Linked DNA regions of Homo sapiens: region 1 is linked to region 2. Evidence: chromatin loops called from intact Hi-C (ENCODE). Cell type or tissue: heart left ventricle. All regions are shown on one strand. Each heading gives the region's core, and the rest is flanking DNA. Links, peaks and the distances in the headings are about the cores only.

What was found. Peaks named below come from ENCODE experiments on the same cell type or tissue, not always from the same donor. Only the 100,000 strongest peaks of a DNase experiment are listed, where the experiment ranks them.
Region 1: it touches region 2 in a loop (3-fold over the local background); 2 of 110 quality-filtered maps call a loop at or near these places.

Annotation. Positions count from the first base shown.
Region 1 is chr18:45,505,828-45,508,741 of GRCh38, reverse strand. It overlaps a transcript of SLC14A2 not described here and a transcript of SLC14A2-AS1 not described here. Among named protein-coding and RNA genes, the nearest start is that of SLC14A2-AS1, 3.1 kb to the right of the region's middle. In heart left ventricle, for the core only: no CTCF peak of the experiment used is centred there; no DNase peak of the experiment used is centred there; H3K27ac peaks cover 431 bases.
Region 2 is chr18:45,561,036-45,563,949 of GRCh38, reverse strand. It overlaps a transcript of SLC14A2 not described here. Among named protein-coding and RNA genes, the nearest start is that of SLC14A2, 53 kb to the left of the region's middle. In heart left ventricle, for the core only: no CTCF peak of the experiment used is centred there; a DNase peak (open chromatin) is centred at 1,299; H3K27ac peaks cover 1,938 bases.

The DNA of each region.
Region 1 (2,914 bases), core at 227-2,726, 55 kb after region 2:
CCAGTGGCCCATCAGAATGGAGGATTCCAGAAGATTGGGTGACCCATCTAAAGGACACTGGCCATTCTGCAGAAACATCTTGTAGAAAGTTGAGCACCCATTAGTAGGCTGGCAAGCAAAGAAAAGATGAAGGCTGTATTAGTCTGTTTTCACACTGACGATAAAGACATACCTGAGACTGGGCAATTTACATAACAAAGAGGTTTAATGGAGTTACAGTTCCACATGGCTAAGGAAGCCTCACGATCATGGCAGAAGGTGAAAGGCACATGTCACATGGCGGTAGACAAGAGAAGAGAGCTTGTGTAGGGAAACTCCCCTTTTTAAAATCATCAGATCTCATGAGACTTATTCACTATCACAAGAACAGCATGGGAAAGACCTGCTCTCATGATTTAATGATCTCCCACTGGGTTCCGTCCCACAACACATGGGAATTCAAGATGAGATTTGGATGGGGATACAATCAAACCGTATCAAAGGCCCTGCCCTCTTCCAAATACTAATAGAGGAAGAGAAGAGTCACAGCAAGAACCCAAGTGAAGACTAGCCTGTAAACAAGTCAACACAGGAAGACTCAGGAGGTCAGCCCCAGCTAGAACATGAGATCTACGCAGAACAATTTTTCAGAGTTCTGAGATGCCTCTGTTGAGCATGTTGGATGATGATGTTTCTAAGTATTCCAGTCTTTCTTACCTTTGAGATAAGCAGAGTACATGGAATCTATTTTAAGCTTGCATTATAGGATTGGAGTGGTACCTGGCAGGCTCTTGTTTGTTCAGGGATATTTGCCCCATTGCCAGATGGCCCCAGATTGCCATGTTTTTCTAGTTGGTTCTTCTTACCTTTTCTCACAGTTCCTATTTATTCCTGTTGTATGTTTCTGCTTCCTTATTTTACTTTGCAGTAAGCAAAGAGAGTCTGATGGGACTCACATGAGGGAGAGTTACAGGGACACTCTCACCATTCTTGTCAACTGGCCAATTTTATTCATTTCTCAAGTAGCTTAAAAGTCCCTTCTTCCAGGAAGATGTCCGCTCCCCAAACGGCAGCAGAAGCTCCTCTGCATTTTTCTGCCTAAGATACCTACCTCCCTGAACACAGTTACATGCTCAATAGGCTGCCTCCACCATCAGATTGTATGCCCACTGAGGACAGAGTCTGTGTCCCCACAGATTCTTTAGTGCCCAGGACTGCAGGGTGACAGTGAGTGTTCAATCCATATTTATTTAATGTGGATGTGTGTGACCTGAGGGTCAGCCTGGTCTCTCCCATGGAGGAAAGCACTTCCCTCAATGCTAGACCCTGGTTATGGGGCAGAGCTTACCAAAGACTGATTTCTGGGTGAAGCATGACATGGTGCTCCTGTGGTCCTCTCTGCTCCAGCCTGCCTTGTTTCCTCCTTGTCACTCTCTCATCTGACCTCTGCGCATTGACTTCTCTGCCGGTCATCAATGCTCTCCCAACTCCTCCTCTTTGGCAACCTGCCCTTGAGTTCAGAGACCACCTCCCCTAGGACCTTCCCTGACTCTACTTGAACCCTCCCCTCCTAGGGTCTGTAGTGCTCATTTCAGTGTGCCTCTCACAGTGGGGACCCGGGGTTATGATGTCATCACCTTGTGTAGTTATAATCTCCCTTTCTTACACAAAAAAGACAACACTGGAGCTGTAGGGATTCGTAGACCTTGTCCTGTCCATCTCCTTCAATGTACAGGAAAGGACAGTGAAGACAGGGAGCTCAAGTGACCTCCTCCAGGGTATATAGCTGGTGAGTGGTGATATCCCCTTGAGGAGGGGGTAAGTCAGGTTCCCCTCAGGGGAGGAAAGTCAGGTCCTCTCACTTTACGTCTGGGCAGATTCCAGTTCCCCTTCATTCCTAGGATTTTGTACACCATGGTACCCTAGCCCAGGGCTTGAATATCAGTTTCTTAGGACTGCTGTGACAAATTACCAATAAACTCGGTACTTCAGCATAAGAGAAATTCATTCTTTCACAGTTCTGAAGCTAGAAATCCACAACTAAGGTGTTGGCAGGGCCATGCTCCCTGTGGAGGCACTAGAGAAAAAATTTTCTGGCCACTTCTGACTTCTGGTGGCTCCTGGCATTCCTTGGCTTGTGGTGGCATCACTCCAATTTCTGCCTGTCTTCACATGCCCTTTGTTTCTCTCTCTCATGTCTTTTTCTGTCTCTTCCATTATTGGATTTTTGGGTCCGCCCTATCTAGGATTATATCATTTGGAGAGCCTTAACTTGTCTGCAAAAAACTCTTATTCCAAATAAATTCACATTCCAAGGTTCTGTGTAGAACTATTTTTTTGATGGGGCACGATTCAACCCACTACAGCTCGGAATTCAGCAAACACCCAGTTGCCACTGGATTACTGACAGATAGTGGCTCTGCTGGTGTGTGATCAGGCTAACTGGACAACTAGAAGAAGGCTCTGTGGAGGTGGTTGGGTTTGATGGGGAGAAGAAGGTTGGGTTTTCTAAGTGAGGATAAAGTGAAGGGCAGGTCTCAAAGGCTAGTGGGAGCAGGACTCCTGAGAGACTTGAGGACGGGGCCTCAGTTAGTGTGTGAGTCAGAGCTGGGAGGGGTACAGGACTGGACCTGACACCTTCAAGGTCCCCCTGCAGCCTCAAAGCTGGCTGCAGCCTTGAAGCTGGAAGCAGAATCTCCTGCTGGGAGGCTAGCAGACACTTTGCAGTAAGCAGGAAGCGGTGAGCCTCCCTCCCTCAGAACATCTTTTTCAAGAAGGTGCTTCTCTGAAGTTTTCAGCTTGGCCCTTCCTCCCCACCCTAGTTCTGCGGAGAGAAATCCACATCAGAATGGACAGGGTGAAGGCAAGTGGCCCCGTCACACATCCCAGTCAGCTACTTGAGAAGAAGATGAGAGAGGAGGCAAGGCTAGGCTTT
Region 2 (2,914 bases), core at 257-2,756:
GAAAGAAAAAATGCCCTGAAATCTCATAGCTCATATGTGAAAGATACTTGACAGAGGTTTTCCCAAAGTTGATAACAATCCTGAAAATTCACGTGGCATTACCAGTGACAAATTGTGAGACTGAAAGAAACCTTTCCAAACCGTGAATAATAAAGTACAAAATTTGATCAGCTTGTTAGAAGATAGACGGAATTATCTTTGTATTCCCTCTATAAAGTCATATTGAAAAATTATAGTCATTTAAAGAGATGATCAAAGAGTTTGCAGTTTGGTAAAAGATAGACTGAATTATCTTTGTATTCTCTCTATAAAAATGATATTGAAAAATTATAGTCATTTAAAGAGATGATCAGAGAGTTGGTAGCCAAAAAAAATGTAGGAAGAAAAGTATTACGGATGTGTCAGACAGTTATTTTAGATTTTGTGGTGCCTGTAGAATTTGTCAGCTTTTTAAAATGTGTAATTTGTTGTGACTTCATTCTTTCTCAATAAAATTATACTTTCGAATGTAATTTTGCATTTGGGATTTTGAATTCTTTTCTTTTTCTTCAAGAGGGCCTTCTAAATTGTGAAAGCTTCTGGCCCCACAACACTGGTCTGCCCTTATGTTCCCCCCAGTTCCTACAGAGAGCTCCCGGTCACAGCACTCTTTGGCCTGTGGCTGCCAGCACAGACTTTGGCCATGAGGGCGGGGTCTGGGGTGGCACTGACAAGGCACCCATCCTGAGCCAGTGGGGGATGCAGGTCTGGCAGACCTCACACATCTTTAGAGACCACCTGCCTCTCATTCTACAAGGGGCAAAACTTTTGTCACACTGCCTCAGAGGGCCCAAACCTTCCCACCAACCGTCTTGTCAGGGCCTGGCTGGGCCCTGCCAGCCCCCCTGCGTTTCCTTTTAATAAAATTTAATGTTTTCATTTTCAAAGACCTAGAAAATCCAAACACTTTTTAAAAGCCCCGAGGAACTATAAAAATTAATAGCACAGGGATAATTTCTTTTTCAGTGGCGACTCAATTAAACCTGCCAAAGTCAGACAGTGTGATTTAAATGCACCGCTTGCAGAGGGACCAGAGCAGAGCAGGCAAACATGGAATGAAACAATAATATTTACCAATTACCCTCTTGGTTGTTTCCCACCCAGCCCCTTCCCCCCAGGGAGAATTTTTTCCTTCCCTCCCTCCTCTCCGGGGGCCAGAGCTCAGCATCCCTAATTGTTTTCTCCTTGAATGATCATATTGCTATCAACAAGTGACTGAACTTCTTCTCTGCTCAGAGTAATGGAAAAATACCACCCAGGCCGGCTGCCCGGGCCAACAAGCCACATGGACTTGTTGTGGGGCTAAGATCAACTTTGAAAACAGAAGAATGGCTCCAAGTTCAATCCAGCCAGACACTCCAGCCAGACAAGACATCTAACATTCCATGCTTAGTCCTGCCCCAGGACACTTGCTCCTGCTGTCCCCCTGCCAGGAATGCCCTCTCTCCTATTCATTGAACACTTACTACTGAGCACCTAAAGCTTGTATTTTCTTCAAGACCCCTATCAAGATCAAGTTCCTTTAGGAAAGCTTTCCTGATAAGACCCATATCCATGTAGATTTCACTCTTACTTGGTCTACCTTCAGCTCTTCTCTATCAGGTCAACTGACATTATCTTTTAATTACGTATAGACTGGGCACTGTCCTAGAGCTTTTAACTTGTAGATTCACAACATGCTTATCTGTTCTGCTAGACTGTAAGCTCCTTAAAGGGAGGAACTCTTCTGAATGCATCTCTTAGAATGATTCAGTGTATTTAGTTTGGTGTTGTGCACCCGATGGAGGTGTACTAATTGCATTTGAACTGGAACGGGGAGTCTCAACATTTTCTCTACAACAGGAGAGAGAACTGGGTGCCTCAGGAAATAGGCACAGGAATTTCAATGCAGCATTGTTTGCTTAAAAAAAATATATACCTGAGCTAAATGTCCATCCATGAAGGCATGGATAAAGAAATTAGGGAATATGATGACTTGCCATAGAGCAGTTAAATAAAGAAAATGGAGTCAAATCATCAATCTATATAGATCCCCAAATAGAAATGTTGAGTGAAAAAGACAAGTTGCAGAATAATGTTAAGATACAATTATGTAAATTCAGTGCCATATCGACAAATACTATATAGTGTTTTAGAGATCCATATGAATATATCCATTTGAGAACACACGGATGAAAAAGAAATATGTACAATTCATAATAGGGTTGTTGCTGGAGAGGGAGGGAGGGGAGTGGGAGTGGGACCTAAGAGTTTTTAATTCCTTCTGAATATTTTTCATTTTTATTAAAAAATATGAAGCAAATAAGAGAAGGTTAACATTCACTATTTCTGCTTGGTGAGTACATAGGTGTTTGTGAAGTAGAGTCAGGCATGATAGCCACCCAACGGGCTGCCCCTCCTCCTGGCATAAGACTGGACACCCTTTCCCAGCCTCATTTGCAGTGAGCTGCAGCCAGGCCAGGAACGTGGCCTCTGGAACACCTGGCCTGGGTTCCGCAGCCCTAGCAGCAGACAAACTGCTTGTTTTGCTGTCACTCTCTTGCAGAGAGCTTCCCCAGACTAAGTGGGACTATAGGGAACAGGAAGAGGGAAGCATGACCACTGAGCAAAGTCCCAAGGCCTTCTTCTGCCCACAGGATGGATTTTCAGCTGGCTCCCCGACAGGCACGTTGCCTTCATTCACCCTCCTACCCAGAATGTCCTCCCTACAGCTGTTATGGCACATACTCAACCATAAGACTCTTCTGCCTGGTCCAGGCCACTGTGGCTGGTGACAGTGGCCTCCCGTGGCTCATCCCTCACTCCTCATATCCTCCCTCCAGTCCTCAGAAATCTTATCTCTACTGCTTATTTTGTCTTTCACCACACAGTATCC